4 separate regions of the Homo sapiens genome follow, and regions 1, 2 and 4 are each linked to region 3. A link is a contact called in ENCODE Hi-C data. All regions are on one chromosome and are shown on one strand. Each heading gives the region's core, a stretch centred on a gene start or an enhancer-like site at or near the end of the contact. The rest is flanking DNA. Distances are from core to core; before and after follow the strand shown. Region 1 holds the start of IPCEF1 (interaction protein for cytohesin exchange factors 1). Region 2 overlaps EZR (ezrin). Region 3 has its middle 79 kb from the start of ARID1B. Region 4 overlaps IPCEF1 (interaction protein for cytohesin exchange factors 1).

Region 1 (5,905 bases), core at 1,631-4,130, 2.3 Mb before region 3:
ATTTATTTTAAATTAATGATTCTTTTAAAAACTCACTTTCACTTTACAAAATTCAGAAAATGCACAAAGCATAAAGAAAAAAAGAGAAATTAGAGATTAAATTTTTAAGCGTGGCTCTGGCAACTTGAAAACTGATATCGATAACTGCCATTTAATGCAATCATATTTTTAACCCTCACACAACAACCCAAAAAGTCAATATGTTATAGTCACCACTTTATAGGTTCGGAGGTCACAGAGCTGGTAGGTTCAGAGATATAGATTTTGAACAGATATGTCTGAGCCCCCAACTGTGTTTTCTCTTGGCTAAATTATACTGACCTTCCCATGATTACCTCCACCATTACCTCTACTACCATCACCTCCAACCACCATCTCCGCCATCTGTACCATCACCTCTACCATCACTTCCTCAACCATCTCCACCATGTCTACCATCACTTCTACCATCTGTCACCTCCACCGTCACCTCCAACCACCATCTCCACCACCACCTCCACCACCACCTCCACCATCTCCTCCACCACCACCTCCACCATCTCCTCCACAACCACCTCCACCATCTCTACCGTCACTTCCACCATCACCTCTACCACTCCAATCACCATTTCTACCATCTCCATTACCACCTCCACCATCGCCTCCACAACCACCTCTACCATCTCCACCGTCACTTCCACCATCACCTCCCCTACGACCACCACTTCCAACACCACCCCCTTTATCTCCACCTCCACCTCCACCACCATGTATCGCCAACCCTTTCACTTTACTGACCTGGGGATTTTTCTGATCCCCGTTCTACACACCCTTTCTTTACTCCACACCTTCATATTCTCCTCTCCTCCTCCACTCTGATCTTTTCTAACATTCACTTTTTAAAGTGCCTGAGTAACAGAGATAAAGCAATGGCTTTCCTACCACATTCATTTTATGAATTATGCCAGTTATTCATTCATTCAACAAATATTTACTGAGAGCAGGCACTGTTCTGAGCACTTGGGAGCACAAGTAACTCCTCCATTTGCAGGATTCTCTTTAAGGCTAAAAAGCTTATTTTTTAGGATTTTTCTTCACACACACACACACACACACACACACACACACACACACACACACACACCATTTGCCACATTAGACCTACTTGCAAATTGTTAACCTGTACTGCAATTATCAGCTCACACTGCAGAGCCTCCAAGCTGGATGGAAAGCAGAAGTGAGCTGTTCAAAAGGATGCACGAGTCAAAAGGAAAGTCTCAGGCAATAGTGATGAAGTAATTTCTTATCTCTTATTGCCACAGCAAACTACCGCAGGAAAGAACTTCCTATTTCCATACTCTGATGATGTATATTTGCTTAACACAGCTTGCCTGAAATAGTTCATACATGGACCCACTCCAGAAAAGACACTTGATTTATAAAAAGAGGAATGGAAGGAAATTATAAGGTAAATTAAAGAATGAGTTCATCAACACATACACAAACTTACACCCTTTTCTTCCTTGCTTGCATGATGTGAGCAGAAAGAAATGTGTGTTCTTTCCATTTCTGTTTCTTTTCTTTCTTTCTTTCTTTTTTTTTTTTGAGATGAACTCTTGCTCTGTCACCCAGGCTGAAGTGCAGTGGCGCAATCTCAGCTCACTGCAACCTCCGCTTCCCGGGTTCAAGCAATTCTCCTGCCTCAGCTTCCCAGGTAGCTGGGATTACAGGTGCATGCTCCCACGCCCAGTTAATTTTTGTATTTTTAGTAGAGACGGGGTTTCATCATGTTGGCCAGGCTGGTCTCGAACTCCTGACCTCAGATGATCCACCCGCCTTGGGCTCCCAAAGTGCTGGGATTACAAGCGTGAGCCACCGCACCCGGCATTCTATTTTCTATTTTCTTTTCTTTCTTTTTTTTTTTCTTCCTGTAGAGATGAGGTCTCATTATTTTGCCCCCAGGCTGGTCTCAAACTCCTGACCTCAAGTGATCCTCTCGCCGTGGTCACCCAAAGTACTGGGATTACAGGTGTGAGCCATTGTGCCCAGCCCTCGGTTTCAATTTTCTACATAAAATAAATAACTCGATAGAAATTAGACTTTATCAAGGACAGCACTAGGAACACATAGGCCACTCAAGACTAATAGAGCCCACTGCTGTAGTCAAAGATGCTTCAGTGGGTTATAATTCTGACTTCTATAATTAAATACTTTCACATATACCCCAGCAAAGAAAAATCAAGTGCCCCAGACACCCTTACTAAAAGACTCTGAACCAACAACACCTAGCTTTCATTTTTATACCAGAGATATTTTGGCAAGCCTGAGACCTTTATCAAAGTGTAAAATGTCCCCCAGCTGCCTCCATGCAAAGGAAGCTCCCTTGCAAAGAACACACTTTCTCGAAAGAGGGCGGCCCCAGAGTGCTTCCCCAAATGAACTCCTCAGGACCCAAATACATGCTGAATTGTGCTTTTCTAAATCAAACCTGTGGTCTGCAGTCTAAACACCTATCAAGACAACACCCATTTAAGAAACATAAAAGCAGAGTGAGTACACAACTCTCTCCTCTTTCAAAGCTTTCACAGAATTAAAGAATCTTTAGCACCTGGCTTCCCAGATTACAGAGAGCTGAGTGAATATTACATCCCCAAAGTCATATTTCCTACCTCACTACTCTAAGGAGAGTGCTAGGGTATCCATTGCTTTGCCATCTTGATCTGTCAAGCAGTTACCTCTCATACATCAGCCAAGAAGTGACGTTACTTACATGCAATACAAAGAGAGTAAATCCAAGAGCAGTCTTATTCCTGGATTCAGAAGCCTCATAGTACTCTGAGGCCAAGCTTGAGGATTCTACTTAAAGCAGCCTCAGCTCTGGAAACTCAGTCAACCCAGAACTAACATTCAAAGCTGATCAGAGAGTAAAGCTCTTTCGAAAGAAGAGGAAGTATCATCTCCACTTCCTCAATCCTAACGTTCTTCCTTCTCATTGTTATGAAACCCTTCCTTGATGCCCATATCCAGGACACAGTACATGTAAGGCAAGCACACCCCATCTGCCTGAGTTCATTGATCACTAAGCACTGCCCAGTGTATTCATTTGCCGAGCACATTGGTGGAACAGTTCATGGTTCTGCTTTCCTGTTTTGGAGGCAAGGATGTTCATTTACAGGCATGGAGGGTGAGATGATCTGCAGAGTCATTCTCAGCATTTTTGGGTGAAATGCCACTTCAACCTCTTTAGGTTCAATCTTCTTTCAGATTTCCCTCTTTCCTCCTTTCCTAATCGTTCATAATGCTCTAATAAAGAGAGGGTACAGACACATTTGTAAAACGTATTTTAGGATAAAAATAAGTCTTAGCCTGCCATCTTTTGCAGTAGACATAGAAGAGTCTCTAACCACAAAACTTTTCTTTCCCACATTGGAAAAGGAAAATGGCAGGCTGAAAGTCAGAGATATTCCATCTCATTACAAATTCCTGCCCTCCCAATCTCCCTTTCAACACCAGCTTCTTGTTTCTCTATACCTTCTAGGGAAATGAATACAGCTGGGCGTGGTGGCAGATGCCTGTAATCCCAACCACTCAGGAGGCTGAGGCAGGAGAATTGCTTGAACCTGGGAGGCAGAGGTTGCAGTGAGCCGAGATCGCACCACTGAACTCCAGACTAGGAGACAGAGCAAGACTCCAACTCAAAATAAATAAATAAATAAATATGTATGTGTATATATATATATAATATATATATATAATATATATATTATATATATATTATATATATATTATATATAATATATATATTATATATATATTATATATATAATATATATATTATATATATTATATATATATAATATATAAAATATATATATTATATATATAAAATATATATAATATATATAATATATATATAAAATATATATAATATATATAATATATATATAAAATATATATATAAAATATATATATATATAAAATATATATATATAATATATATATAAAATATATATATATAATATATATATAAAATATATATATATAATATATATATAAAATATATATATATATATATATATATATATATAGAATATATAGAATATATAGAAACCTAATCCCCAATGTGATTGTATTTAGAGGTGGACCTTTGGGGAGTGATTAGGTCATGAGGACAGTGCCCTCATGAATGGTATTAATTTTCTTATTAAAGAGAACCTGGAGATCTGCCCACCCCTCCACCATATGAGGACATGGCCAGAAGACAGTCACCTAGGAACGAGGAAGCAGGTCCTCACCAGACAATGAATCTGCTGGCGCCTTGATCTTGGATGTCCAGCCTCCAGAACTGTGAGAAATAAATGTCTTTTGTTTGTAAGCCACCCAGGCTACGGTGTTTTGATATAACAGCCTGAATGACTAAGACAAAGATAAAATGTAAACTAAATCTGTGGAGGAGTGAAAAAATGAAAGAAGATGCTGTACATTTTGAGCAGGAACAAAATGAAGGTTCTCTCAGCGGCTTCTTGTTTGTGTACACTTCTATTTCTGGAAGTGCTGCCTCATCTTCTCCCTATATTGAGTTGTCTTCTAGTTCCCTGCTTTACGTAGAAAAAAAAATGGTACTAGGTGATATTAAAGGAATTTAGTGGTATCAACAGCATGGCCTGGCTTCTCACCAGACATTTAGATGCCATCATCAAAGATATCCTCAAAAGACATGTTATTTACCTTTATGGGGCCAGAATAGAGCCACTTAAATTCTTTGAGCAAAGATGATTTGTAGAATTAGAATAATCCTCAAAACGGCCGGACTGTCAGTTCAAGATGACGGGCTGACCACAGATTTGCTCCCTCCCTCCCCAAAGACTCCGTTAAAATGAGAAAAGTATAAAAAGTTTATAGGGCCGGGCACGGTGGCTCACACCTGTAATCCCAACACTTTGGGAGCCCCAGGCTGGCAGATCATGAGGTCAGGAGATCGAGACCATCCTGGCTAACATGGTGAAACCTGTCTCTACTAAAAATACAAAAAATTAGCCACGCCTGGTGGCACGAGCCTGTAATCCCAGCTTCTCAGAAGGCTGAGGCAGGAGAATCGTTTGAACCTGGGAGGCGGAGGTTGCAGTGACCTGAGATCGCGCCACTGCACTCCAGCCTGGGTGACAGAGCGAGATTCCGTCTCAAAAGAAAAAAAAAGATATAAACCCACAATAACCCAAAAAAGGAGGAAAAGCATCAGAACTTGGGAGAGCACAACAGATTTCTGGCAGCCTGAAAGCCGATGGAGGAGCAATAACAGATGGAGGCAGGCAGGGGAACCACAATATCTCATTAGTTAGGAGAACACGGCGTTGGAGGAAATTGCCCGTGTGCGGTGCTGAATCCCTGAGAGGACCGGAACTCAAGCCAAAAGAAGCTAAGAGAGCTAAATGAGTGATAGGGTGACAGGACTGAAAACAGGAAGAGTAATTCAAAGTCTGTAAGAACTCAGCCCCTCCCATACCCCTCTTTCAAATCTCTCTGTCCGCCCAGCCTCTGCACAGCAAACACACACAATTCCAACCCCGGGCAGCATACCGAGGATTCGTCTCTACACATAGTGAAATCATGCAGAGAATACAGGCATTGTATGTGGATATGAGCACTCCACAGTCAGAACTCCACATTCTGGCAATAAGAGCCTCATCTAGCATGTGCTGGATGATGGATGATGTGCTTTTTTTTTTTTTTTTTTTTTTGAGACAGAGTCTTGCTCTGTCACCCAGGCTGGAGTGCAGTGGCATTAATTATCTCGGCTCACTGCAACCTCCGCCTCCAGGGTTCAAGTGATTCTCCTGCCTCAGCCTCCTGAGTAGCCAGGATTACAGATATGTGCCACCACACCCAGCTATGTTTTGTATTTTTAGTAGAGACAGTGTTTCACCAT
Region 2 (5,470 bases), core at 2,792-5,291, 2.1 Mb after region 3:
CAGCTTCTTTGCTTTAATAAAGCACACTGACACTTAGGTCTAAGCAGTTTTTCTCTTTTCTTTGAGACAGGCTCTTGCTCTGTCACCCAAGCTGGAGTGCAGTGGCACGATCACAGCTCACTAGTCATGATCTCCCAGGCTCACACGAACGCCTCCCACCTCAGCCTCTTGAGTAGCTGGCACTATAGGTGCCACCATGCCTAGCTCGTTTTGTTTTTTACTTTTTGTAGAGACGGGGTCTCACTATGTTGCCTAGGCTGGTCTTGAGCTCCTAGGCTCAAGCAAGCCTCCCATCTCAGCCTCCCATAGTGCTGAGATTATAGGCATGGGCCACCCTGCCCAACCTAAGCAGTTTTTTTCTTTTTTGTTAAAACAATACTTTAACCTATTTTTCCATGCACCATCTCATATGAGCCTTACGACAGCCAAGGGAGGCAGGAGGGCTCCCAAGGCACCAAGGAAGTCAGAGAAGGGAAGAGAGAAAGAGCTTTGAATCAGAAGGTTTGAAGCAACCTTAGAAACCATAGTGAGAGAGAAATGGTGAAATGTCCAAAGACACATCAAAAATGGATTATGTAGTGATATTAAATTATAATTACGAAAATAGTAGAAACTGGGCAAATTGCTTCTGAAATAAAAAATACGACAAGCAACACTCAATGCAAATGTGAACTCTGTTTAGACAAGACATGAAAATAAAATGTAAAAATGGAAATAGTATGAGGATGGTGAGACACAGAATTGAGGAGGTGGAGATGGGAGGGCCTTAAAATATTTCTAATGTTGCCATGTAGTTGTTTTAAAAAAACAAAACACTGTCGGGCGCATTGGCTCACACACCTGTAATCCCAGCACTTCGGGAGGCCGAGGCAGGTGGACCACTTGAGGTCAGGAGTTCAAGACCAGCCTGGCTAACATGGTGAAGCCCTATCTCTATTAAAAATACAAAATTAGCTGGGCATAGTGGCGCACGCCTGTAGTCCCAGCTACTTGGGAGGCTGAGGCAGGAGAATCGCTTGAACCCAGGAGGCGGAGGTTGCAGTGAGCCAAGATTGTGCCACTGCATTCCAGCCTCGGCTCCGGAGCAAGACTCCATCTCAAAACAAACAAACAAAAAAAACCCACCACCACAACAACAAAACAACCCACTTACATCAAGGCAGTTTTCAAATTTATCACTTGAGAAAACCCAGATTTACTAAAGTGTATGAAAAACACTCAAATCTGGCTACTTTATGTCACTGTCCCAAAGAAAACAGCAGAGCCACATAGCAACTATAATGCTTAATATTAAGAAATGCTTGCTTCTCACCATTTTTCAAGTGAAATATACAGAAGCTGGAGAGATACCTATCCCGGATTCTTCCTAACACAGGTGTAAATGTAATAAGGACGTATTACCTGTGCCAGTATATGGCGACAGAGGTTTCGTTATCCAGCCAGGGAACCAGAAATATTAAGCACTCACCAAATGTCACTTCCTACTTCAGGAACATAATTAGTCTCCCCAGCCGCTCCCACCCCGTCCCAATAACATTTAAGACTATGACTGAGAGATCCTCTAACATGCATCCAATATGCCCTTAAAGGCTCCCCGACTGGTACAACAAGTACAGAAGTATCGTTTTCCAGATCTTGTTTCAAAAGTTTTCTCCACAATCCCCAAGTCCAGAAGTTAAAGAACTCAAGTTTACTAGGAGGCAACGAGACATGTTTTAAAGTCTTTAATCATACTAAAATATAAAAACCTACTTTTCTTTCATTTCCTGCTGGTAATTTTTTTAAAATCACAAAATGGCTGTTATGAAGCATAAAATAAAAGCACGCATTTCTCTCAATTATGGTTCCAAGGGCATGTATTAGAGATGGGAAAACCAGCCCCAAGTCAAATATCTCAATAACAAATGCAGCTCCAGCTACATACACAGAAGCCAACAATGACATAACACACTAAAACTAAAGTGGAGGGGCGTTTGCTCACAAATGCAGAACCCTGGATATGCCACCTTTCTTTCTCTGCTATCTACTGGTTCAGAAGTGGGAACCCCAAGTACAATTAGAACTGAAGGCCACTGTCTGGTTAGGACAAAGACAAATGACCAGAGTCCATGCACACGAGATTTCAGACTCCATTTTTTTTTTTTTTTTTTTTGAGACAGAGTCTTTCTCTGTCGCCCAGGCTGGAGTGCAGTGGTGTGATCTTGGCTCACTGCAAGCTCCGCCTCCCAGGTTCCTGCCATTCTCCTGCCTTAGCCTCCCGAGTAGCTGGGACTACAGGTGCCCGCCACAACACCCAGCTAATTTTTTGTATTTTTAGTAGAGACAGGGTTTCACCGTGTTAGCCAGGATGGTCTCAATCTCCTGATCTTGTCATCTGCCTGCCTCGGCCTCCCAAAGTGCTGGGATTACAGGCGTGAGCCACCGCGCCCGGCCCAGACTCCAAATTCTAAACCTGAGTCTCTTCTAAGTTTGAAGACAGTGTGAAAATGACATCTCCTGAAACCAAAGCTAATAATTAACATTAAAAAGATATTAAGCATTTTGCAAACTGACTAGCAGGAATTTAGAATAACTTATTTTTGGTTCTGAAACAGTTTCATATCTGACTGAAAGTTCACACAACCCTTTTAAAAAGCAATTAACTTGTTTTCTTTTTTTGAGATGGAGTCTCCTCTGTCGCCCAGGTTGGAGTGCAGTGGCATCATCTCAGCACTGCAACCTCTGCCTCCTGGGTTCAAACGATTCTCCTGCCTCGGCCTCCCAAGCAGCTGGGATTACAGATGCCAGCCACTACACCCAGCTAAATTTTGTAATTTTAGTAGAGACAGGGTTTCACCATGTTGGCCAGGCTGGTCTCAAACTCCTGACTGTGCCTGGCCTGAAAAAGCAAGTAACTTGTAAAACGGATACTTTTACTGAGGTTGGTTTTAACAACCCAGTAGCGTGTAGAAAGTGAACTTAAAAATTGGCTGGGCACAGTGGCTCACGTAATCCCAGCACTTTGGGAGGCCGAGGAGGGCAGATCACGAGGTCAGGAGATGGAGATCATCCTGGCTAACACGATGAAACCCCATCTCTACTAAAAATAGAAAAGATTATCCAGGTGTGCGGGCGCCTGTAGTCACAGCTACTCGGGAGGCTGAGGCAGGAGAATGGCATCAACCCGGGAGGTGGAGCTTGCAGTGAGCCAAGATCGGGCCACTGCACTCCAGCCTGGGCAACAGGGCAAGACTCCATCTCAAAAAAAAAAAAAAGTAAGCTACTGAGAAGTTCTGCATGAGTCAACAAATCTACACCTCCTAACAAAAGGACTTCATCTGAGCACCAGCAGCTCCAACACAATGCCAACTCTTAGCTGGTCCGATCATTCCACAAAATTTTTTACCTATGCTCCAACACCCATGGGCAATCATTCCCTATGGTACGCAACCTCAAACAATTATTGCAAGTCTAAAGATCAGGGAGGCCAGGCCCATTGGCTCATGCCTGTAATCCCAGCACTGTGGGAAACCAAGGCAGGCAGATCACTTGAGTCCAGGAATTTGAGACCAGCCTGGGCAACAAGTCAAGACCCCATCTCTCTACAAAAAATCATTCAGGCTGGAGTGCAGTGAGCTATGATCGAGCCACTGCACTCCAGCCTGAATGAAAGAGTGAGATCCTCTTTTAAAAAAATAAAAATGATGATCAGGGAGTTGTTCTGGCACTGCAGTAATAAAACTAGGACCAGCAATAGGAATCCATTGGCCCTGTTAAAAGGAATAATTTCCAGTTCTGATTTGGGGACACACCAGAACCTTAAGAACCCCTTCTTAGAATCACAGTTTTAATATATATATATATTCATACATAGGGCAGGCTCTACAATCTGTATCTTTACATAGAGATTGAAGAGAAGATACTCAAAATCTAAACAGGTAAATGAATACTATGTTAATGAGCTGCTTTAAGTTAAAGGGCATGTCTGTTACTTGATTAGTCATTACCCTACTAGTGTTTCCCACTGGGGGTGCTCTTGTCATTCTGGACAGCACAAGTATTCATTCTGCAAGACTATCCCAAGCACTCAGGAACGTTTAGCATCCTTAAGCCATCCAATGACTGAGTGTCCCCAGTCACTGGAACATCTAAAAGCAACCCCATCCACACACACATTTCCAAATGCTCTATGGGGAAAAGGGAGGAGATCCTCCCCAGATTAAGTACCACAGCATGGCACTGCCTTACCCTACTGCATGATAAACAGTTCCATGTTTAGAAAGGCCAATTATTTTCAATGTTATAGATAAAATAATGTGCTACAATACAGCATAAGCTTTCACCAAAATTTAAAATGAGACATTCACTGAGATGACAGGACCATTTACATACATACTTTGTCTACTTATCCAAGGGCTTGGGGAAAAAAAACAGACTTTGGGGCCACATGCAGTGGTTCACGCCTGTAATCCCAGCACTTTGGGAGGCCAAGGTGGGTGGCTCACTAGAGGTCAGGCGTTCGAGACCGGCCTGGCCAACACAGTGAAGCCCCGTCTCTACTAAAAATACAAAAATTAGCCGGGCGTGGTACCACGTGCCCATACATAGTCCCAGCTTCTTGGGAGGCTGAGGCAGGAGAATTGCTTGAACCTGGGAGGCGGAGCTTGCAGTGAGCAAGATCGCGCCACTGCACTCCAGCCTGGGTGATACAGCGAAGACTCAAAACCACCACAACCACCACCAGCACTACCACCAGCACCAGCACCAGCACCACCACCACCAGGCTTTGGCAATTGAGAAAACACATCTAAATCCCAACTTTCCATTTTATTATCAGGGTGTTAGGTTTCCCTCATCAGCAACTGTTTTTAGTGAACTCAACATATTTGAATGCCAACTGGTTCTTGTATCTTCAATAATGCCAGAGGAATAAGATGGTACTGGGACTGTATGATTCTGATACACACAAGGATTGTCCCATAAAAAACTCAAGTCCATGGGCTTAAACACACCACCACACATATCCAAACTATGTGCAGACTGGAGAAAAAGAGCGCGTGGTCTGCAGTTTTTATTGTCTTAGTAATTCCCCTCAGATTACACAGTTATCAAAAACGGTGTTCAGTGAAGGCAACGCAATCACGTGTAGTACAGGTGTGTGTATAGTAAGCAGTTAGTCATCCAAGATCTACCCAAAAAAGGGCAATATTTCTCCCAGGCTTGCCAAAATATTAAAAACTTTTAAAAGTTATGCTTAGCTTGGGGGTGTTGGTGGTGATTTAAGTTTAACTTTACTCCTGTACCACTACCAAGACAAAAAGAACCATGTGGTTGACGGTACAGATGAAGCTAATGAAAAACCAATACTGTTTATACTCTCCCTTTGCTTAATAATCTACTCTTTAAAAAAGTCTAGGCCAGGCGCAGTGGCTCACACCTGTAATCACAGCACTCTGGGGGGCCAAGGCAGGCAGATCACTTGATGTCAGGA
Region 3 (5,668 bases), core at 1,760-4,259:
TCAGTTTCCTCCTGTCTAATGGGAATAAAAACACCTAACTTAGAGGATTTTTATAAGAATGAAAACATAAACAGATCTGTAGCGGATTCTGTGGAGAGCCACCCTTCAGGACTCAGGTGCCACTGCCCTAGCTGCTGGGGGTGTTGACTGCTGGCGGCCTACAGCTGTGTCGCTCTCCAGGCATCCGCTCCCACAGGGAGCTGCCTAGCCCAAGTCTATAACCCCTCTTGGGAGACAGCAACTGGTTGATGCTGGTTTATAAGGTCCAGCCCTCTTGCCTCAACTGGAGGAAACTCTGAAGGGTCCTCCCAACCCCACAGCTTTGGCGGGATCAGTTGGGGGTCTGTGTTGAGATACCCCACGTTCTCCCTCTTCCCAGCCCTGCTTCTCTCTTGTTCTTCTGCTGGTGGGAGAACAGGGCTTCTGCCTGTGCATTGCCAGCTCAGAGTCTGTTTCCAGGTAACCCTCTCCTGCTTCAAAATGTTCCAAGAGCTGCCCGTTGGCCTCAGAATGAAACCTGCAATGATTGTCATTTCCTGCAAGACCTGACACAGCAGAGTCACTTACTGTCTGTCCTGTTTCTTCTCCTGCCCCTCCTCCTGCCTCACCCCATTCCAGCCGCCCTGGTCTCAGGAATCCCCACAGCGCCTCTATACTTGCTGTTCTCTCTGCCTGGACCCTCGGCCTCTGGGGTTCACTTCATTCTTCCAGCCCACCCCGTCAGAGAGGCCTGTCTAAAATATCCCCTAGCTGGGCCCCAATGCCCCTCTATCCCTGTACCCTACTTCTTTTTCTTTTTCTTTTCTTTTGTCTTTTTCTTTTTCTTTTTTTTTTTTTTTTTTCTTTTGAGACGGAGTCTCGCTCTGTCACCAGGCTGGAGTGCAGTGGTGCGATCTCGGCTCACTTGAACCACCTCCCAGGTTCAAGCTATTCTCGTGCCTCAACCTCCCGAGTAGCTGGGATTACAGGCACACGCCACCACGCTTGGCTAATTTTTTTTTTATTTTTTATTTTTATTTTTTTTTTTAGTGGAGACCAGGTTTCACCACGTTGGCCAGGATGGTCTCAATTTCCCGACCTCGTGATCCGCCCACCTCGGTCTCCCAAAGTGCGGGGATTACAGGCATGAGCCACTGCCCCTGGCTCTTTATAGCATTGATCATTCCCTGAAATGATCGTGCATACTCATTTGCTTATAAGTACTAGAATGTTTCCCAAAGGCAGGGACTTGCTCTGCCTTCTGCCCTATGGTTCTCCCAGCAACTAGAATCCCTGGCACATACTAGGCACTCCAGAAACATTTGTGGAAAGAATTAATGAATTAGAGCTAATGCACACTGAGCATATAACTCAGTGTATACCATATGTCAGGGCCTCACAGATAGTACATTATTATTTTATTATATTTCTTGTCTGTCCAATTCAGACAGAGAATGTCAGACAAGGTCCTTTTTTTGTATCCCTTTCTATAGCACCAGGCACAGAAGCCCTCCATAAATACTTCTTAACTAGACTTAATATGTTCTAAAGCCAATGGTGAGATAGAACTGAGATTATTTTTTTCGTGGCTGGCTATCAGTTCTATTTCATTTGAATGGCCAAGATTCTCTCACAGCACATCAGGTCTCTATTAAAATTAATTATGATCAGACTCTATCCATCCATCACTTAGGGAGAAAAGATGACAGAGGTGTCCCTCCAAAGTCATCCTGGCCACTCCTGGAGGTGGAAGATTGCTCTGGGGCCCAATGTGACGTGTCTTCACTCTAATCATCAAATATTTTTAAATATTACTCAATAATCTCTAAGAAACTACAAAAAGGGAGGTCATCAATGTGAGTTCTGCCCCCAAAATCACTTAAAGTCCAAACTTGGCAGAGAAGAGAGGCCCCATCACTCTGCACCTGTTCCCTAGCCAGTTCTCACGGCCCAGGGCAATTTCCCCTTTCACTTCCCCTCAAGGGGAATGTACCGCCAAGCACTCCTACCTGGTTTGACATCCCATGTTCATGGCTGGATAATGACAGAGCCCTTCATGAATTCTATGGCATGCAGTATCTTCTGCTCTGCCATGTTCAGGGAGGAGAGAATACACATGCACAGCTGAAATCCCCTAGACAGTTACCATGTATCTATCTCCGTTCAGTGAAACAAGCCTGCAGAATGCTGTGAGCATTCTTTGTTCTTCTTCCTTTTTTGCAGATGTAAGAAAACCTAAGAAAGGGAAGCCATGTCCCTACCAGTAGGAACGCTTTCAAAGGAAGGGAAGGATGTGACAGCTGGGTGCCAGGCATGGTCCTAGAGAAACTGACATCCATTTTGTACTTTAATCCACATCAGGACACTTCAAGGTAGCTGATATTGTCTTCAATTTGCAGATGAGGAAAGAGATTAAAGAAATTAAGTGATATACGTTGGGTCATGTGGATGATAAATCATACACCAGGATTTGAAGTAAGCTTCCTCTGATTCCAGAATGTCTTCTAAGAATCTGCTACACTGCAACGTGCCTTTGGGCTGGTTAGTTACTCCCTTGAGTCCAAGCTTGGTTATCTTCCTTAATAGCTCCCTCTCTGCCCTGGATCCTATTTTTAAAAAACAACAGCTATAAAAAGTTACCCTACCAGATTAAAAAAGTCACCAATCTACAACAATTAAAACAGAACGGTGAGCAGTAAAACAGCAGTTCAAATATAAACTCAGGTGTGTGATAAAAGGAGCATTTCAGATCAATGGAGGACAAGAAGATTGTTCTATAAATGGTATTGGAAAACCTGGTTAGTGAAACAATTAGTAGATGCCCAATAAGTGTTTGTAATTTGTTTTACTGTAAAATTAAATGAGATAACACATGTTCTCCAGCTTCCGCAGTGACTGCTAAGAAAAGAGAGTCAGTGTAACTTTTTGAGGTCTGGACTTCCTAAGTCTCTCATCTAGATAGCACCCAGACCTTCATTCCTTAAAAAAATCTCCTACAATACTTTCAAATTTACAAAGTGCTTTCACTACCCCATTAGTGCAGGGCAGGTGTTCTTATTCTCACTTTCTATATATGGACACTGAGACTCAAGAGAGGTTACAATCGCAGCTGGCGTGGCCGTGTGAAACTTAAAGACGGCTTCCTGGTTCCTCGTGCCATGGTCTTAACACTAAACTCTCTATATATAGTCTCTCCCCACCCCCACCCTCATGTTCACACCACAAAATTTAACAATGGAAAACAAATAACATCAATACTTTACCAAGAGCACAGTAACTAGGTTAATTTCTATGTAATCCCAATCAGTCTTTGCCCATAGCACACATTTTACAACATTATCGTCATAGTTTAATTACAATTTAGTGGCCCATTTTCCCACTTAACAATGCTGTTTACAGTTTTGTAGCAAATGACTGATGTGCATCTTTCCTGTCTCTTGCACACTTCTCTTCTTTAAAGTCATCCATGTAAATCTCCATCTCTAATCCAATTGCTCTTAAATGAATTTCGTTCACTTGAGTGACTGCATTCAGTTGTGTTCCCCTTTACAGGCAGTCATTTATCGCTCTTCCCCCAGCAAGAAGTCCTGTTTCTTTTCCCAATCCATAGGTGACTTTAAATGTTGTTTGGTTTCCTGGGCTTTCAGGATTTCTCTCCTGCAGGTGAACCGCCAGGAGCTCTTCTTCTGCAGGTTCCTGCCTAGGTGTGAGCAGCATAAGGAACTGTCTCTTGCCTTCTTGGAGTTTATGACTATGGCACTCCTGTTAAGGAATCACTCCTCACTCCTTTTTTAACCTGTGGCTTTCCAATTTCACTTCCCCAGGCCAGTCATCACTAAAACCATGACTCACCCCCATGGTTTCCTCTCTGGCAAGGGAGAAATTTCAAACCTGAACATTTTCATCACCGTTATGTATACAGTATGATTCACGGAGACTCTATTAGCGTATTAAGTAAGTCATTATTTTCAATCGTCTACACTGTATGTTAAAAAACAGAGGCATTTTACTGCATACTTAATGTTCTATTCCCCCCATTTAGTAGATGGAAATGGCCTCATAGAAACATATCTGACTCAACCAGTCTCTGTTTGGAAACAATATAGAAAGAGACACAGAAAAGATACATTTTTTGGTCAGTGCCTGTCTTAAATGCTCCATAAGGTCAAGTTCAGTCAACTTGAAATAAGGAGTTATGGGGTCTTAACAAAGTAGCGCTCAAATAGTCTGTCAATAAATATCTATTGAATGTCAGCACCCAACTCTGTAGAAATGGCTGAAGGGAAATGCTGCTAAAAGCCACCTTGTCTGACAAACACATACACTGGCAAAATCTGCCAAAAGAGGGTGACATAAAATGAAGGTTGTAATGTTTTTAAAAGGTTGCTTTTGATCAGGCTATAACTGTAAAGTGCTTTCACTTAATTAAAATAGAGATGATAAAGCTACAGAAGAACAATAATAGTAATTGGGAAAGATACTGTTGTGATTGGTTTTGCTTTCAAGCATCTCCTTGTAAGAGTTTTATGCAAGGGGAGGGGCAAGAATCATTTTTCCTAAGAACTTATTTAATCTATTGATAAGTCTCATAATTTTCTTTTCCATCATTAAGGAGCTTTTCCTGGAGAAAAAGAAGTCCAAATTTCATTTTGGGAGGAAAGAAAGAAAATTTTTAAAAATTATGATTTAGCACGTCTTAGGCTGGGTGTAACTTTTCATGACTCAGCTAACAGGTTAGGAATGGCCAAGCATGGTTGAATATTCTGCTTTTGTGAGGCGTGGGCATTGCCAATAGTTGAAAGTTATGGTAGCTGTAATTCAGAAGCGGGAATAGAAGTGTCAACCTGAGAAAAATGTAGCACTAAAGTAACAAGCCAAATTGCTGGCATTGTCAGTAGCTGTGATTTCACTGTATTGATTGTCCCCTGTGAAATGTGAGGCTCTTTATTTGAATCATTTGTATGGGTGTCATATTGGGTTAATTGCAAAGCAATTGGATTTAATAATAATATAATGGTGTATCCATGTACATCGATTGCTAGAATTGTGAGATGTGAATTGCACTTGATCATGAGGTCGGGCTTCCCGATGCTACAGGATGAGCAAGTCCCAGGCTAATCGTGTAAATTTAAGCTGCCTAGGGTGAGCTTTAACTTATATGCCAGTTTGGATTGTTATTGCAAATGCTTTATAGGCCTGGAACATGACTGGTTATAAATGGGATGGCCTTGAACTTGAATTGTTTTAAAAAGCATAGCTTCATGTTGAGTTAACAGCATGCCGTGAAGATCAGTACCAACATAAACACAGTGAATGAAGGCTTTCTGTTGGCCATGCTTTTTTGTAGAATTTCATATTTGCTAAAATTATTTCAGTTGTAGCTAAGTTGCTTAGTCCCATTAAGTAAGAAATGCAAGAAAGATGGTTCTCGAAATGGGCAGGAATTCCCTGAACAGCATGGTCTCATGCCAAATAAACAAATCAATGACCGAGTTAATAATTTCATAATAATTGAAGATAAAACATAGTTATATATTTGCACAGTTATTTTTAACGTTTAAAATTGGTGGATATGTTTCACTTTTCCAGTTGAAGGATATTCCTTTCCAAAAGGGATGAAACAAGGGAACAATAGATTTTTATGGGAAAATTCCACATCCAAGAGATGAAAGGAAAACTTTAAAAATCA
Region 4 (5,310 bases), core at 1,001-3,500, 2.4 Mb before region 3:
CGGAGAAAAGCCACACTCAACGTACACAAAATGGAGATAAAGAAACAAAAGAGATCTAATTACCTTGAGTTTTCCTCCTGGGCTTCTGACGCAAGGGAACCTGCTGAAAATGCAGGAAGGAAAGAAAAGAGGAAATTTCTGATTGTGTTGTAACATTTGTAAAGAGAGAAGGAGGGAGGAGGTGGCAGTGTTTATGAGCAGGATGGAATCTAAAAAAAAACTCTCCAGGCAGAGCTTAACGGGGAGCTACTAGCTGAGGCACAAAATGTGCTAATTAGAATCAATATACATTGAGCTGAACCTGAAAAAAAAAAAAAGTCACAGAGCATTTATCACTGATGTTTCCTGTTCCCACCCACAAGCCGCTCTCACTACTACTTTAGTTATGATAGCACAGTGTTCACGGAAGTTTTAAAAATCAAAAAATATTTCCCCTTTTGTGTTTTTGTGAGAGAAGGAAAAATATATCTGCTTCTTTTGCAATTTCTAAATAACAATGATTATTCAGATAAACCTGGAAGATAATTGTTACAATCTCAAAATATTAGAGTCACTTGACTATTCAGCTCATAGTCCTGCTACCACGTAGGGTTAGACCTAAACCACATGAATTAAATATCCCAGAAAATGAAATTCCACAACCTCTTTCAGTGAGAGTTCAGTAGCAATCAACCCTCCTTATCAGGAAATTCTTATTTACAGACAAATTAAAGTTTGTTATTCTGTCTTTAAATATCTCTGAATATTTCTCACGTTTTATGGAAGATAAATTAGTTACCACCTACTATTCTGTACTAGCTCTTCAAATCAGACATAAGACAACATATATGAAATATACATTTTTTCCACAATACATTTTAAACAAACATACAATCAGACTATCAGCAAAAATAAAAAATATTTTTAAGTGCTTTAAAATACGTGTGTGTGTGTGTGTGTGTGTGTGTGTGTGTAGAGAGAGAGAAAAAAAATTTTGCTTAAAGAAGTTCTATTTGTTTTTTCTTTACAAATATCTAAGCTGAACTGATTTAAATTTGAAAGACAACCTTTTCCGTTAACAGGTAGAGAACTCAGGGGAAAAAACGTGTGAAAATGAAAAGCAGTTCCAAAATTTGGTATGTAATCTTAGTACAGCATTTTATAATGTTTTCTAGAGGTTCCTGGCTTATAGTCTACATATCTAACTATTGATCTGATAGCTATTGTATATGGTTCTACTGTATGTTTGAAGAAGGGATATGACATAGTGAAAAGAGGAGAAGGTCTTTAAATCCAGAGGCCTGGAACCAATTCCTGGCTATTATAATTAGTAGCTGTGGTGCCCAAGAAAATAGCACTCTCTGAATCTGCTTCTTCATTTATAAAATGAAGATATTGATAATAATTCTAATCCTATAGGTCTTATAAAGATTTTACAAGATTTATTTGTGAAAATCCTCTGAGAACTAAACAACATCCCTTTATATGAGTATGTGTAATATAATATTATATCGTTGAGATAAACAAATACTTTATATCTAATAAACAGAAAAAAATCATAATTTTTATAAGTATGATTTATGTATCCTTCAGCAATTACAACGAAGCTAAAGTGTTTAAATTATATTTCCTGGGAAATATAGATCCCAAGAAATATTGCACTGACATTTCATCTGACCAATGTTAGAGTAAAATTTATCCCCCCCAAAATTAATCATCCATAAAGATGGCAGTAATTACCTTAAATTTTAAGCAAAGATAGACATGTTATAATCATGGCATGTTACTAAAATCCAGGCAAGTTATCATGAAAAGGACCTAGTCTCAGCCTCACTTCACAAATATCTCCCACACTGACCTGTCTTGTGTTCTAAAGTTCCTATCATTCCCTCAAATCATCTCCTGGGACCTTTTTTTGATATGCCAATTCTCTGAGATCAGTAAAACCCAACTAGTACCTATTGGCAAAATATTTTTGCCCAAATATGTATATTATTTGAGTGGCTAAATTTTAGCTGAGAGCCAGGACTAAAGACAAAGAAGAGAATTCGTGAATGTAGATGCTGGGTAAGATTTGGGAAATCTGGGGTCCAGGAGTCCCTAGCAAGCACTTGAGACAAACCAAGAACCAGGGGAATAGGGAGAAAAGGGCGTTGTTAACAGTCATTCCTAGAGTGCTCAGGCCTCCAATGAACAAGATGAAATTACATTAGTTCAAACAAGAAGAGCAGCCTTCAGATGAACAAATGAGAGGAAAGTCCCTGGAGGGCAGCGATGGGATCAGCCAAGGCAGAGAGGAAGTGATGCTCCTTCCATCGCTCCCAGCTGGGTACCAGTGAGTATCCTCCACCCATTCCTTGTGAGCACCCAGTGGGACTGGAGCCCTCCGGCTCCACCTTAGGGCTACTTCCAGGGAAAGCCCCAAAATGTGAGCTTTGTCTCAATTCTGCCCAAGACCAACCCTTGGTCTACACCACGTTCTTATGCCTAGGATGGGATGAGAACAATACCTCAAGCAGAACAGGCACCCAACTCAAAGAAAGGCTTTTTTTTTGTTTGTTTTTAAGTGGGGGAGGGAGCTTAGTTATTGAGTCATTGAGTCAACCCTGTTCTGACAATAATTCTCTTAAAGCAAATTATTAACTGTTAAAACTGTTTTCCCTGACCAGAAACAGACTGCATATTATAGAAATAACAAATTCAGGGAGTTTCAGTTTCACCTAACATACATGAATTTGAAACCTAAATTGGTTTATATGAGACAGTGAAAACAATCTTTGAGAACTTTATTGCATCTAAGATAGATTTTACTCCTCACAACAGGAAGTGGAACCCGTGAACTAGTCCGTTTCAAAATGATCTTGCATGTGGTTTTTCGCTAGGTAAGTAAAAAAAAAAAAAAAGCAAGCAACCAGTTGAGCATTTTATGAGATGGTTTTTCAATAGGGGAAATTATAACTTGCTATCATCATAAATATTCAGAGCCTAGTAAGATATTTTCTCATTCTATTTTCTTCCAGTTTGAATGTTATAGGTAAAACTAAAAAATTATTCTAAAAATCTGATTTTGCCCTAACTTACTTCTAAAGTTGAGGGGAAATTTTTCTTTGAAAATATGTATTTCTTTTTCATTGAAGAAGTGTATTTTTCTTTAACTTTTTAAAAGATGGTTCAAAAACTTCATTTGGCCACGAATCACTCAAAAACACATGGAAATATACAAAAGACCCAGTAGAAAATATACAAAGGAAACTCCTTTGATATTGAATGTTGGGGCTAACGCCCAGGTTACGGGTAACTGTTATATTGACTTATAATCCATATAGTAGTTGTTAAACCTTGCAGGCAAAATTTACCCCAAGATGTATTAAAATTCACAGTAAGATGCTCTGTCATTACATCAGACTTCATAGTGATCCTAATCTTTAGCAAAAACTATACAGTGATATGCTGGTAAAATGGGCTCTCTGGTTGCAGGAGCCCTAACTGGTGGCTTTTGTCAATTTCTGTGGTAGAAACCCTCACATCATTGACAGTTTCAAATTACCAATATTTTAACAACCAAGCCACAGAAATTCCTGACTATTTTAGAGCCATACCAGATCGGCACAGCACTGATAGAGCTGTTAGGGATGTTCTTCCAGAAACCCCTGACATCTCCACAAACGTTTTTTATCCTTCCCAGAAAAATAGACTCAACTTTTTAAAGGAGATTCTAAAGCATCCAATTAATAGACATTTACCTGTGAAAACATGAAAAGCTTGCTTAATTTTTTCAGAAGACTAACCACCTTAAATAATACTTAATACATTAATTGAAATAATCTGTCATAGTAGTGGATAATGAAGAAAGACAATAGACATTCTAACAATAATAACAGAAGCAGTAATAAAAACAATGACAGAGGTTGGATGTGATGACTCACGCCTATGTCAGTGATTTGGGAGGCCGGGGTGGGAGGATGTCTTGAGCCCAGGAGCTCAAAACTGGCCTGGACAACATAACAAGATCCCATCTCTTATTTTAAAAAACCACAATGACAGCTAAAACATATGAATAAAGCTTAATAATCATATCATGCTCGCATGTGCCAGGCGCTGCTCTGAGTCTTTTCAAGATTACTAGCATTGAACTCTCATAGCCACCTTTCTGGCTCAGGTGCTATTATTATATCCACTTTACAGAAGTGGAAATTAAAGCAAACGGAGCTTCAGAATTTTGCCCAAAGTCACCAAAGTAAATGGTAAAGTGAAAATAGGTATTTCAAGAATAAAACTCTGCATAGTAAACTGTTAGGATATTTGTTTGCATTGTTGCTGTTTTGTTAAGAAGTAGGGCAGGGAAGCAAGGACTAGAGATTGTGGCGAAGATGGATACCACGGCACTTTCCACCTAGAAGAGGAAAAGAAGAAATGAAAGGAGGACTGGGAAGAAGGGGAGGAAGGAAGGGAGAGGAGATAAGGAGCTGCAGGAAGGGTGCAAGAGAAGACGGAAGAAGGAGGAAGACAATGTAGAAAGTGGGGAAGAGCAAAGTTCCAGGGAAAATCGTGGAGTTTCTAGCTGAAACAATTGCAATAAATGACTTAGCACCATAGAGAACACAGTTAGAAATGTACATATTGTTTCAGCAGTAAAGATACTGAGTCTGATAAACATGTGAGACATCTAAGTGGAAATACTTGGTATACAGCAGTATATAAGGGATTAGATATTGGGAGGAAAATCTGGAATAAAGACATAAAATGTTGACTTGTCACTGTATAAAGAGTAGAAGTCTCATGTTTTGGTCAGATCACCCAGAGAATGTATAGAATGACAAACGCTCAACATCAGAATCCAAAGGAAAACCAACATGCCCCAGAAAAGCAATAGAAGCCCAGCAAGGGGACTGTGCCATTAACAGCCAAAGAAAAAGTAAAGAGAGGCAGGAGAGAAGGTTGTCGTGGAGCAGAGGGAGGAATACAAGAGAAAGGTAGGTCCAAACCTTCCAGTACTGTCAGTGTGAAAAAACAAAGGACGAGCTCCTCTTGGCCAGGCACGGTGGCTCTCACCTGTAATCCCAGCACTTTGGGAGGCCAGGGTGGGCGGATCACGAGATCAGGAGTTCAAGAACAGCCTGGCCATCACGGTGAAACTCCGTCTCTACTAAAAATACAAAAATTAGCTGGGCGTGGTGGTGGGCACCTGTAATCCCAGCTACTCGGGAGACTGAGGCAGGAGAACTGCTTGAACCCCAGAGACGGAGGCTGCAGTATGCCGAGATCATGCCATTGCACTCTAGCTGGGGTGACAGAGCAAGACTCCATCTCGAAAAACAAAAAAAAAGAAAA

The links. Hi-C counts contacts between places; a loop is a spot of excess contacts on that map. Pooled maps may share reads with other maps.
Region 1: a loop to region 3 is called in a pooled map, with 22 times the contacts of the local background. The contact joins the promoter of IPCEF1 here to the enhancer-like site in region 3. A Hi-C loop is called at or near these places in 6 of 37 single-sample maps with no recorded cell type and 4 of 50 pooled maps.
Region 2: a pooled map shows a loop between it and region 3 (8-fold over the local background). The contact joins two enhancer-like sites. A Hi-C loop is called at or near these places in 2 of 37 single-sample maps with no recorded cell type and 2 of 50 pooled maps.
Region 4: a map with no recorded cell type shows a loop between it and region 3 (9-fold over the local background). The contact joins two enhancer-like sites. A Hi-C loop is called at or near these places in 12 of 37 single-sample maps with no recorded cell type and 8 of 50 pooled maps.

Annotation. Positions count from the first base shown.
Region 1 is chr6:154,353,923-154,359,827 of GRCh38, forward strand. IPCEF1 (interaction protein for cytohesin exchange factors 1) reads right to left here and starts at 2,881. Exons shown (of 12, transcript NM_001130700.2): 1 at 2,750-2,881.
Region 2 is chr6:158,789,575-158,795,044 of GRCh38, forward strand. The region is part of intron 2 of EZR (ezrin); the gene reads right to left. Among named protein-coding and RNA genes, the nearest start is that of EZR-AS1, 26 kb to the right of the region's middle. Within about 2 kb of position 4,042, at least 4 of the 41 ENCODE cell types and tissues checked have a DNase peak (open chromatin) inside an H3K27ac peak, as active enhancers do.
Region 3 is chr6:156,695,407-156,701,074 of GRCh38, forward strand. No RefSeq gene overlaps it. Among named protein-coding and RNA genes, the nearest start is that of ARID1B, 79 kb to the right of the region's middle. RefSeq lists enhancers at 1,656-1,705, 3,446-3,685. Within about 2 kb of position 3,010, at least 6 of the 41 ENCODE cell types and tissues checked have a DNase peak (open chromatin) inside an H3K27ac peak, as active enhancers do.
Region 4 is chr6:154,247,386-154,252,695 of GRCh38, forward strand. IPCEF1 (interaction protein for cytohesin exchange factors 1) reads right to left here. Exons shown (of 12, transcript NM_001130700.2): 4 at 64-103. Among named protein-coding and RNA genes, the nearest start is that of IPCEF1, 110 kb to the right of the region's middle. Within about 2 kb of position 2,251, at least 5 of the 41 ENCODE cell types and tissues checked have a DNase peak (open chromatin) inside an H3K27ac peak, as active enhancers do.